3 separate regions of the Homo sapiens genome follow, and all the other regions are linked to region 1. The links are chromatin contacts, found by Hi-C or POLR2A ChIA-PET in ENCODE. All regions are on one chromosome and are shown on one strand. The core of a region is the stretch at or near the end of the contact, and the rest is flanking DNA. Distances in the headings are between cores, read along the strand shown.

Region 1 (3,693 bases), core at 887-3,386:
TTCTTGGCGATGGCAAAATATCCATAAAATGTAAAGTATATTTTCATCAACATTTTCAAATGGCATTTGTGAAAAAAAAAAGCATAAGAATACTCAGAAATAACATTGTAGGGAGATCATATCTCTGTATGGAACAGAGATAGTAAAGAAGGTACTGGAGTTAAAGGGCCAGAAAAAGACCAAATTTTTGATCTGTGTTTTCCTCCAAACCATCTAAATGACCTTGAGCGAGTTATATAATCCTCTTTAAGCCTGTTGCCTCCTCTATAAAATGAGGATAATTGCATCTACAGAACAGCCTATTTGTGAGGATAAAGTTAGAGAACAAACATGGTAATTAGCATTTATTTCACACCTTATAATTTATAAAGCATTTCTGACATATTATTCCATTTGTTCCTCACGATAGCCTTGTCAGGCAGCTGTCATTATTGTGGGTTTTATATTCTTATTTTTCTGGTGAAGTAACTTCTTCCAAGATCACACATTGGCAAAACTGAGATTCATTTAACATATACCACAATAACACTTATTTTGTGACTACCATGTGTCAGCACTATTTTAGCAAGCACTAGCAACTGTAACATAATAAAACTTAATAATGTTAAAAAGTTAACATTGTTGAGTGCATACTATATGTTGTTCTAAGTACTCATGTGTATTAGCCCATTTGACAGTGCCCTTATGAGGTGGGTGCTCTTATTATCCCCATTTTACAAATAGAGAATGTAGAGATAAAGGAAGCATATTCATCACCAGTTTTCAGGTAGCTCATAATGTACAGAAGAAGAATGAAGTCCTAGTTCTCTGGATCCAAATTTTTTTATTCTTAATCTTAAAAATGATTTTTTTTTTTCAGACAGGGTCTTATTTTGTCACACAGGTTAGAGTGCAGTGGTGCCATTATAGCTCATTGAAGCTTTGAACTCCTGGGCTTAATCAGTCCTGCCTCAGCCTCCCTAGTGGCTGGGACTACAGGCATGCACCATCATGCATATATATATTTAATTTTTTGTAGAGGTGAGATCTTACCGTATTGCCCAGTTTGGTCTTGAACTCCTGGCCTCAAGCAATCCTCCTACTTCAGTTTCCCAAAGTGCTTAGATTATAGGTGCTCGCTACTGCACCTGGCCAAATAAGCAAGTTTTAGACTGACAAGTTAAATGCAAATGAATGACATGTTTGTGTGTGTAAATGTAGGTATAGACAGGTCATCAACCAAACAGAAAACCTGACCCATGACTTCTGCACAAGAAGCAATATTTCTGAAGAAAGCTTCCAAATGGGATTCAGAGCCCCTCACCTTGCCCCCAACCGTAGTGATTCTTGAGCAGTGCTGTTACTTCTAAGAGTACAGAAGGTATAGATTGTTAGGTGAAAAGTGAAATGGGCAGTTAATTATTTCTCTGTTATATATGAATACCAAATATTCGGATAATTGTAAACACATAAATCACTGATTTTATTTTCTACAGGTTATTTAGATGTTTGGATGTGTAAAGATATAGCCCTGAAGCAAATGCACAATAAATTAAGTATAAAAATATGATATGTCAATGTATAGCTGATAGAAGGACCACCAAATTCTATGGTAGAAAGTCTGAATTCTTGTCCCGCTTTCATTTTTTTTTTTGGTTTAGTCATATGTAAAATGTGGGTATAATATCTTTCCTGCCTACCCTGTGGTTTTCAGAGGTTCAAATAAGGTAAAGCATTTATATACACTCTAAAAATGGTAAAGTACCATAAATAACTCATGGAGAACATGGCCAGTGTGGGCCAGTCCCAGAGAGGCATCAGGGTTGAAAGAATACATGCCATGCAATACAATAATACCATAAAATAACTCAGTTCTTTACTTGATTTCTTGATTAGAGAGACATGTGCCCCAGCAACAAATCTTAAAATCCCTCTTTTTGTCTTCCATCTGTTACCTGCACACACTCCAAAGCTGTTCCCTGTCATTTCTCAAGAAAAAAAATTAAAAGAAAAAAAAATTGCAGCACTTTCACTTTCTTATCCTCATCACTGTATTATTTTCTCCTAACTTTCTGTTTAAAAATAATTCAAGAACTGGGCTGACAAGTAAGGGCTTTCCAGGAGGGCAGGCTTCTCTTTAATGAGCAGAGGGAAAGAAAGGCTGAAAATGGAGTTAAATTTTTTCTCATTAAATATTAGTAAATGGATGGATATAGTAGTACTAACAGCTGGTACGTTTCTCATCTGCCGAACAAAAGGAATCTGTTTATCTGAGGGTGGAAAAATAAAATTGAAAGTATTTTGTGAAGACATGTGAACAGAGCAAAATAATTGCCTGGGGAGAGAACAACAACAAAAAAAAAGGATTCAATTTTATTAGATTGTAAAGTTTTCATAGAAATCTTCTAATTGTTTTTTTTTTGTTTTACTTGCCATACTTTCCAGCTTACTGTACTTACATTTTTAATGAATCAATAAAGTGTATTACCCTAAACATACACACACACACAAACACACACACAAACTCGTAGTGATTGCACAATTCCAGTGAGTTTGAAATGTTTGAAACTTGATGGCTTAAGAGCTATTTTTCTTCTAAATTGTTTTGTTTCTCTATATTCCCATCAGTTAATTCATATACTGAGCATTGAGAAAATAATATCAGCTGATATGTTTTTATATGTTTTGTTTTAATTATCTGATACTTCTTTAAAAATATCTGAAAAGTGTGCTATACTAAGAGCAAATACTTATCAGGCAGTTGCACATTTTTACTATCCTATTGAAAGAAAATAAAAGCTTTTTAATTAAAAATTGGCTATAGTGATATGAGTACAGAGGTAACATGGTGAAAAAACATCCAGGGTTATTCTGATTAGCCCTTTTTTTAGACTACTTACATTGTGCTTTCATTTTTTTCTCCCCGAAGTCAGAGGCACACATGTAAATGCCACTAAATAAATAAATAAATAAACCTCCCTTGGAAAAACGTCTTGCGTAAACTCAACAAGCAAATAATGTGACTGTTCAGAGTCAATCAGCCTTAAAGAAATGAATGTTATAACTCAGGGCCCAAATACAATGCTGTATTTGCGTCAGTAGGCACAGTCCTCATAACAACTGGTTATTAATCATCCAAGCGAGGCGATGTCATTATTACCTGCCACAAAGGGGCAAATTTAAAGGAAGTCTTTTGCTCTGATGGGCTTATTTGCATGCATATTTTAAGAAACATATTGTCTGTGGTATAAATAAATAACTACTGAACAACTGACATAATGGTAAGGCACGGTTTTTTGAGTTACTGCTTCAGGGTAGCTTGGGATTTAATAATAATGATAGCTTTTGTTTTTAATCATTTACCATGTGCCAGTTTATTTCTCATTGATCATCTCTAATCTTCACAAGTGCTCCACAAGTGAGTTTGGAGGTCTGTTTTGTAGCTTTCTTGCATTTACAGCACATAGTTTAGTAGTGACACAAAATAACTGTTTAAGTAAATGTTAGTGCTATCATCATCATCATCATCATCATCCCTGCAGTGGTTCTTTTAGAAACCACTTCAGAAAAAGGGAGAGGAGGCACTTTTTATTATCAGTTGTTTCTTAGTCTTTTGTCAATGAGCTTTAACTTTAAATTAAAAAAATAAAGCATGTTGAATGAATCTTATCTCTGAGCTTAACTTATATGGTGAAAAATGATTATAAGACTCAT
Region 2 (3,693 bases), core at 500-2,999, 83 kb after region 1:
ACAGAGTGGACTAGTTGTTCTCTTATCCTGTTACAACCTCAATAGCTTCTAAATCGTCTTGGAATCTAGTAGAATAGTTAATTAAGTAAAATTTGTGGCTTGATAAAGAATAAATGCTTTTTTGAGAATAAGTTGTGGTGAACTAATAAAAATCATGTCTTTTCAGGAAGAACCTTTAATAAGTCAGGATCATTTGGGCATTAGCACAGGCCATCACTATACAGACGAATAAATGATAAGGCTAACCCCAGGGTCTTCAAGATTCACTGGGAGTCCGGGGTATGGGATGGGAAGAATGTCTGCATCTGATTGGGTTTATAGTGGTTCAGAGTTCAACTTCTCCTTGCAGCCAGCATTTGGATACTTTTAATAGCTGTTCTCTGTTACTGGGCAGGACTGGACACAGAGAAAATGATGACACTCTTTAAAATTCCTGGCAATTATTTCCTGCAAGAATGAGATTCCTCCCCGGCCCCAAAAGCTACGTCATGTTTTTATTTCGGTACTAAACGGAGCAAAGGAGCGTGCAAAAATGAAACTGATGCATCTCACTTAGCATTGCAGTTAACGGAAAGGAAATCTCTTGAGAGCAAGGTCTATTTTTTATTTTTAATCTTGGGTAATAATAAAGTTGGCAGTCTGTATATGCCTGAGTGCGTAAACAAATGTACATAGGCAAACTTTCAAACTAGACATCCTTTGTATCAGTAAGATGGATGCTCAATGTCTTGGGTAATACAGAGATACAGAAGAGACAGTCTTTACCCTTGCTGAGTGTGAAAAGATCCTTCGTTTAGTAACTGTAACAACCATTCTTTTTATTGTGTTTTGTGTCTGGGGTGAGCAAGCTGAATTCTGGATTTTATTCCAGATCAGAAATTACTCCTTATTACTAATCCAGTCTTAAGGATTTACAGAATGTTTTTCTTTCAGATTTAGTTAAATTTCCCAGCATGCCTCTGAATGAGGTAAGAAACATACATGTCCTAGAAGAAAAAAAAAGTCAGAAAAAGTGGCATTTTACTGTATTTCATTATTTTGTTATTAGAAGGAGAGGACACAATTTGATACACCAGCATCAGTCATTAAAGGTACGCTCTTGTGTGGGGGAGCTGTGCTGAAGGGATAGAAGCCAGTAGCTAATCCACTGTTATACTTTTCTAGAAGAATAAACAGACTCCTGTGAACTACCAACTTTGAGTATTAGATTAGGATAAATCCAGGAGGGCTTTATTCCACCCAAAATTCAAGTGAAGACAGAGTCTTCAAAAAGCCCCAGGATGAAGAATCACTTCCTGAGAATCAGGGAACATTTACCTTTATTAACCATCATTAGCTGATTCCGGCTTACAGAAATTCCCCTGAGAATGGGTGTTGAAGTAATCACTGCTCTCTGCTCTACTTCCTTAAAAAGAAATCAGTTTTAAATGATGGGTCTTCACTCTTTCCAGACATTCCCAGCTCCACAGACTTAACAGCTTTTCTTTGTAAGTTGCCTGAAGGGAGCAGGGCTTGAAATCAAACTCATTCTCCATTAGACTTGCCAAGGCCCCAGGCAGTGCTGGGGAAAGGTAGCTCCCTTTGCAGCATAACTTTCACGAGTGCAAGTTGGGACTCAAGTCCTGAGACAGCTCACAAGCCCTGGCTGATTTAACTTGCCACTTTGTAGCTATTCTTGGCACATAGCCTGCATAGAGTTGGCCTATGAGACTTTTCTCTGTTTATAGCACCTTTCAACTCAGGCACTGAGAATGCTGACCAACAGTGTTGCTTTTTTTGTTCTTATTGCCCTTTCCAGAAACTATGTAAAATGGAAAACAGTTCCCATTTCTCTCATTCCAGCTGTGCCATCTGAGAGCACATTTCTCAGAGCACCCCCCCAACCCTTTTTTTTTAAATACATGACCACAAAAATGTCTCAGGAATGAAATTCTTTGAAAAGCTAAGACTTTCTTCTGCCCCATCCCTGGTAAACTCCGTTTGTTAATAAGTGCTACCATGGGTGCTTTGGTGAAGTATGTTTCACAGGTGACTCTTGTGAAATCTTACTGTCATTCATTGGCTCATTCCATCAAAACTAAGCAGGCAAGTTATAAGTGCAAGACAAATGGGAGGTACAAAGATGTATCAGCCTGCTTCTAGTAGGCTACAGTCCACCAGGAAAGATAAGCAATAAAAATTCATTCTATTCATGCTAACAGAAGTACAGACAACGTGCTGAGTTACTGTATAAAGAGATTGATTAATTCTATTTGAGAGAACTGAAGTCATGTTTTACCCACCTCTGCTTTTGCACAAAACATTCTTCCTGCCTAGAGCACCTTTGCCTGGCTATTGTTACAGGGTCTTCAAAGACTCCATTCAGATGTCACCTCTTCTTAGGAGCCTTTCTTGAAACTTTTGGTCTGGATTCATTGTCTCTTTTTACTTCATTTCTGTATTTATATCTGTGACATCATATATTAATTATTGATGTGTGACCTCTTTGCTGAAGTGTAAGACCCCAGAAGGCAGGGATTCAATCTTTTATTTCAGCATTCCCAGTGCCTGAATGTCACTCTGCTTTCAAAGAAAATGATTAATAAATGAATTAGTTAATTTAGCATGATGGTATTGCAATTTGTGTGCTTATCAGAGTTTTATGATTGAAGGCAAATGTGATATTTGTATATTTTGACCACCAGTGTTTTACATCAAGAAAGAATAGTTATCCAAAAATGGAATAGATATTTCCATGTACTCATGTGAAAAATTATCTGTGGGGCTTTTCAGAAAATGGGTTTTTGTTACTTTTCCATTAGGACAGATGTTTTATCCTGTGACAGAATGGTAAAATTAAATTTCAGGACTTTTAAGGAAGAGAAAACAACCTTTTTTTTTTTTTTTTTTTTTTAGTGTTTATTTCCTCAGGTTTTATCATTAGATTCTTTTATAATGGCAGACATTCATATTTTAGAGTCATATTTTAGTCAGGTTTACACTATCAATATTCATGTCTGTTTTTGCAATCCAGAGATAATCTTTAAAAGCAGAAATCTATCTAAAAGGCTAGGGTTTAAAGTTCTTTTCATTTTCACTAACTCCTTAATATGGTATTCAGTGTACTCCATAGCTTGCAATTTACAAATGCTGTATCTACATGGTCTGCCAATACAGATGCAATTGTATATTAATCAGAATTTTTAAAATCAGAATGGAAAAGAGGCAGGGAACAATTTTTAAAAGTTTAATAGATAAAGAAACAAAGAAAATGTAGGAGAGCTGAAGACTAAATAACAAATGCATACAATAGGAGATTGGTGAGCTACAGATTTTTAGTGAACTGTGCATGTTGGGGGCACGTGAGAGCTCACCTCCCCTCAAAAAAACAGAATGTACCAACTTTTCACCCTAGTAACAGATTTTACTTTGCATGCCAGTGTACTTTACAAGGCTGATGTAATGACTTCTTCCCCTAAAAGAAGGACTGAAATAGGATTTCCAGAGCACACTTGGGAAGAGATATGCCAGACCCTATCAAACATGGAATCAAATATAGCATCTCCGAAATTATGTCCCTGTGCAATGAAAGTTGGTTGGTTTGCCTTAATAGGTCTTGCTTTCTTCCTCAATAACAATTAGGAATTGTTCCATTATGTTTCAGATGTCACAGTGCCCCAAATTGATATTATTCTAATCACTTCTCCTTATACT
Region 3 (3,693 bases), core at 531-3,030, 87 kb before region 1:
TGCTGGCAACAGACCCGACTAATTAAAGTGAGGTCCTCATTCAGACGGCCTCAGCATCACTTCAACACTTGCCTACCCCAGGCCTGCTCCAGGTCTATTGAAAAAGAATCTGCAATCCCCATGTGATTCATACTCACATTCATGTTTGAGGAGTATTGGCCTAGAGCAGTGGTTCTCAACCTTCATTGCACATAGGAATCAACCAGGCATCTTAAAAACAAATTAAGGCTGTCTGGGGCCCACCTGCAGAGAGTCAAAGTTAATCAGTTTGGGGGTGTGGCCTAAGCACTGGGATTTTTAAAAACGGCCCAGGAGATTCTGAGGTGCAAGGAGGGTTGAGAGCCACTGGCACAGGGGCAGAAGAGGCTATTTCTTCCATTCCGCCCCCTCTTTGTTGCGGAGGCAAACTGAGGTTCCTGGAGTCAGAATCTATCAGTCGTGGTGACTGCCCTGGTTGCACTGTAAGTATGGGGGGACGTCTCCACGAAAAAAAACTAACTTTCTGCCTTGTGCTCTGCAGGTCCCTCCTTCTCCCACCTTCCCCAAGTAGCTGCTCCTGACCCCCCCACACACCTTGGCAAACGACACCAGTGGCCGATAGCAACTGGTGTTTTAAAAATACTAATTTGGAGCCCCATTTGAGACCTACAACGGGAGAGTCTGCATCAGATTCGGCCTCAGATTCTACAGCATCTGACTACATTCCCAGGTGTGTGTGATGCGCAGCCAGGTTTGGAAGCTAGTGAACTCCACAGTAGGTCTAGCCTTTCACCACGTGAAGTCATTAAGGGTTTGTAAGAATGAATGAGCTGTCAAGAGAGGAAAGGCCTGGTGCAGTGTTCCTTTATTAATTATGAGGAAAGTGATTTATTGGCAATGATAATGCTTCTCTTGGAAAGGGCAAAGAATGGTTCGTCGATTGCTGCATTAGGTTTTTTCCCACTCAACCTTAATGCTCGGCTTTTACTCCTCACTGTAGTTTAAAACCAGCACGCCTTTCACACGAAACAGACTCTGGGTCTTTATTCCCAGGTGAAACGCATCTTTGAGGGAAATACCAACACAGAGACTCTGTCCCAGTTCTTGGCCGGGGGACACCCTCCCCCGAATATCTCTGTTTGCTTGTGTCAGCATCTAGTAGCCAACGTATAGTTGTGCATATCTGATACGTAGAAAAACACAGGGTGAGGATTAAAAAAAAAATCATTGATATATGCCCAGATCCTTTTGCTAAAAGAAAGCTTCCTTTAGCAGAAGGGCAGGAAGTGAGGGAAGAAAGATAGTTGGATTAACAAAGTCAGAGGTGAGAAACGGGTAGGCGAATTGGGGGTCAGGGTTCTGTCTGCGGAAGAGAAGAAGAGGGTTCAAAAGAAAAGTTGCAGCGCCTGTGTGCGCGTGTCATCGATGGGCTGGGTGCGAGAGACAGCGCTAGCGCGCGGCCACAACGCACTGCGGGGCCGAGAGCCGGCAGGAAATCGAAAAAGCTGCTCGCCGGCAGAGGCTGGGAGGCTGGAAGGGCTCCCCACCCGCTCGGTGCTCCAGAAACGCGCCGGCTTTGCCCCGACGCGATCGCCTGGGGAGCCCAAGGGGCGCGCAGGGGGCCCCGGGGCGCCCGGCAGCCGCGGGGCCGAGCGCGCGTGTGAGCGAGTGCGAGGCTGCGGGCGGCGGGCGGGCGAGTGTGCGCGGGAGGGAGGGGGAGCGCGCGCGCGCCCGGGCCCCGGCCCTCCCAGCCTCCCGGCCTCCGCGCCTGCCTCCCGCCCGCGCGCACCGCTGCCCGCTGCCGCGGCTCCCGCTCGCGCCGGCGCTGCACGGTAGTCAGCCCGCCGCCGCCGCCTGCTTTGTGCTTCCCACAGAAGATGGGAGCGACCTCTTCCTGATCGGGAGCTGTTTAAAAGGAGGGAGTGCGCCGTATTTTCTACTAGCGTGGAGGAACGGAGGAAGAATCCATTCACACTCCCCAAACCAGGTAGGATCTTATGATGGACAGGCAGAAGGCATTTAGTCAGAGACCAAGAACTATTTTCCATTTGCTGCTCATAAGGCTACACTTCCCTCTGCTTTGGCAAACGAGCGGCTTCTAAATTTGTGTGTGTGTGTGTGTGTGTGTGTGTGTGTGTGTGTGTGTGTGTGTGATGTGGTGTGTGCGCGCCTGCACATTTTTCTGGGTGTCCGCGCTTCCCAGAGTGAAATTGCTCGGGCTGGTGCGTCTGGGCGTGAGGGTGCCTGCCTGCCTGCCAGTGCAGGCTGCCGGAGGAAGAAAGGGCTGCTAAGGAGAGATGCTGCACCCTGCACCGCGCTGGGCTCTGAGGATTCAGGGCGCGAAGAGCTAAGTCCACCCCGAATGCAGAGCTGCTGGGGATCCAGGCGTCCCCACCCACTGGACTCTTCTCCGCGGACATCCCTCCTTCCGGTAATCCCTGGGGTCTTTCCCCAAGGCCACATTTCCGAGCCCCCTGTTTTCCAGCGGGCGTTGGGTGCTCATTCACCACGGACTGCGGAGAGGAGGGAGGTGTGGCGGGGCAGAGACAGACGAGGAAGAAATGTAGGGGGTAGCAGGGAGTGGGCTGCGGGGTCCACGTCTCTGGGCACTGTGCCGTGGTGTGCTTTGGGGATTCTGCACACACAGGCATCTTTCCCCAAGAGATTGGAAGGGAACTTTGCAGCTGCATTCTCTGCCTCTGGAGCTTTGCTGGCTCTTGGGGGAAATGGTCTGTGTTCTGAGATGTGAAGATATCCTTTTTGGCTCCTCCTTAATGAAGAAGAGGGCGGTCTTATAGCTGGACAGCCGGCCAAAGAAACCAAATCCGCCCAGGCGATGCTCTTGAAAATACAGTACGTGTGCATCCTTGATTCTTTAAATCCACCCCCTGCATCACCCCCGCCTCTTCTCTATCCCCCCCACCACCCCGTGGATTCTGTTGCTGTTTGATGAATGGCTTGGGCTGGCAATTTGTATTTCCCTCTCCAAAGTGGTAGTGGTTGAGTTGAGAACAGGGGTGATGAAATTTAACAAAGCATTTTTAGAAGAGAGCAATGTGCATGTTGTACGCAGTCATTGGAAAGTCATGCTTTGCGCTAGGTATCCTTTTGAAGCCCCCGAACCTGGCTCTCCTGAAGCCGCTCTCTCTCTCTCCTGCTAGTCAGCTACTAGTGGTTGTGAATATAACAATACAAACTTTGTCCTGCTGGAGGTGTAAAGACTAAAAAGAGAAAAAAAGGATATCAGTGGGAGGTGTAGTGGAAGAAGCTTTTTAAAAAATGACAGATGTGGTGAAGACAGTACAAGCGTCCTGATCATGGAGGAGCCTCTAGCTGAGTAGGTGGAGATTTCTGATCAGATCTGGTTAAAGGCATTGCTGGAGTATCTCCAGATATGAGCAGTTGAACATGCACAATCTGAGACTTGTGCGAAGATTTCCCAAGGGAAAGAGGGAGCCACCAGGAGAGAATTCTGAAAGTATACCTCTCTTTCCCATGCCCCCACCAGCGCGCGCGCGTGCACACACACACACACACACTCACATGCTTTCTCTTTCTCTCTCAAAGCTACTCCTGCAGCGAGTCAGAAAAAAAAAGGAAAATGAATCTAGATGTTTCATTCATTTCAAATAAGAAGACAAAGCCGGAAGAGGGATGATTGGTTTTAGGTTCCTCTTTCAAATCCTGTGTTACTTGGATTGAGCTCCCTGGGTT

The links. A loop is a pair of places that touch in the nucleus more often than their neighbours do. ChIA-PET counts read pairs that join two places held with the same protein, here RNA polymerase II (POLR2A). Pooled maps may share reads with other maps.
Region 2: a map of OCI-LY7 shows a loop between it and region 1 (3-fold over the local background). The contact joins two enhancer-like sites. A Hi-C loop is called at or near these places in 6 of 168 maps with a recorded cell type or tissue (IMR-90, OCI-LY7, Right ventricle myocardium superior and 3 more) and 3 of 50 pooled maps. POLR2A ChIA-PET finds 5 or more read pairs at or near these places in 4 of 52 experiments (BJ, IMR-90, OCI-LY7 and 1 more).
Region 3: a loop to region 1 is called in a map of mammary epithelial cell, with 7 times the contacts of the local background. The contact joins the promoter of SLC8A1 here to the enhancer-like site in region 1. A Hi-C loop is called at or near these places in 6 of 168 maps with a recorded cell type or tissue (IMR-90, cardiac septum, heart right ventricle and 3 more) and 4 of 50 pooled maps. POLR2A ChIA-PET finds 5 or more read pairs at or near these places in 4 of 52 experiments (AG04450, GM10248, OCI-LY7 and 1 more).

What each region holds. Positions count from the first base shown.
Region 1 is chr2:40,363,159-40,366,851 of GRCh38, reverse strand. All of the region lies in intron 2 of SLC8A1 (solute carrier family 8 member A1), which reads left to right. Among named protein-coding and RNA genes, the nearest start is that of SLC8A1, 87 kb to the left of the region's middle. Within about 2 kb of position 2,136, at least 2 of the 41 ENCODE cell types and tissues checked have a DNase peak (open chromatin) inside an H3K27ac peak, as active enhancers do; they include OCI-LY7, where a contact is called at or near this core.
Region 2 is chr2:40,279,452-40,283,144 of GRCh38, reverse strand. The region is part of intron 2 of SLC8A1 (solute carrier family 8 member A1); the gene reads left to right. Among named protein-coding and RNA genes, the nearest start is that of SLC8A1, 170 kb to the left of the region's middle. Within about 2 kb of position 1,749, at least 11 of the 41 ENCODE cell types and tissues checked have a DNase peak (open chromatin) inside an H3K27ac peak, as active enhancers do; they include OCI-LY7, where a contact is called at or near this core.
Region 3 is chr2:40,450,177-40,453,869 of GRCh38, reverse strand. SLC8A1 (solute carrier family 8 member A1) reads left to right here and starts at 1,780. Exons shown (of 11, transcript NM_021097.5): 1 at 1,780-1,966.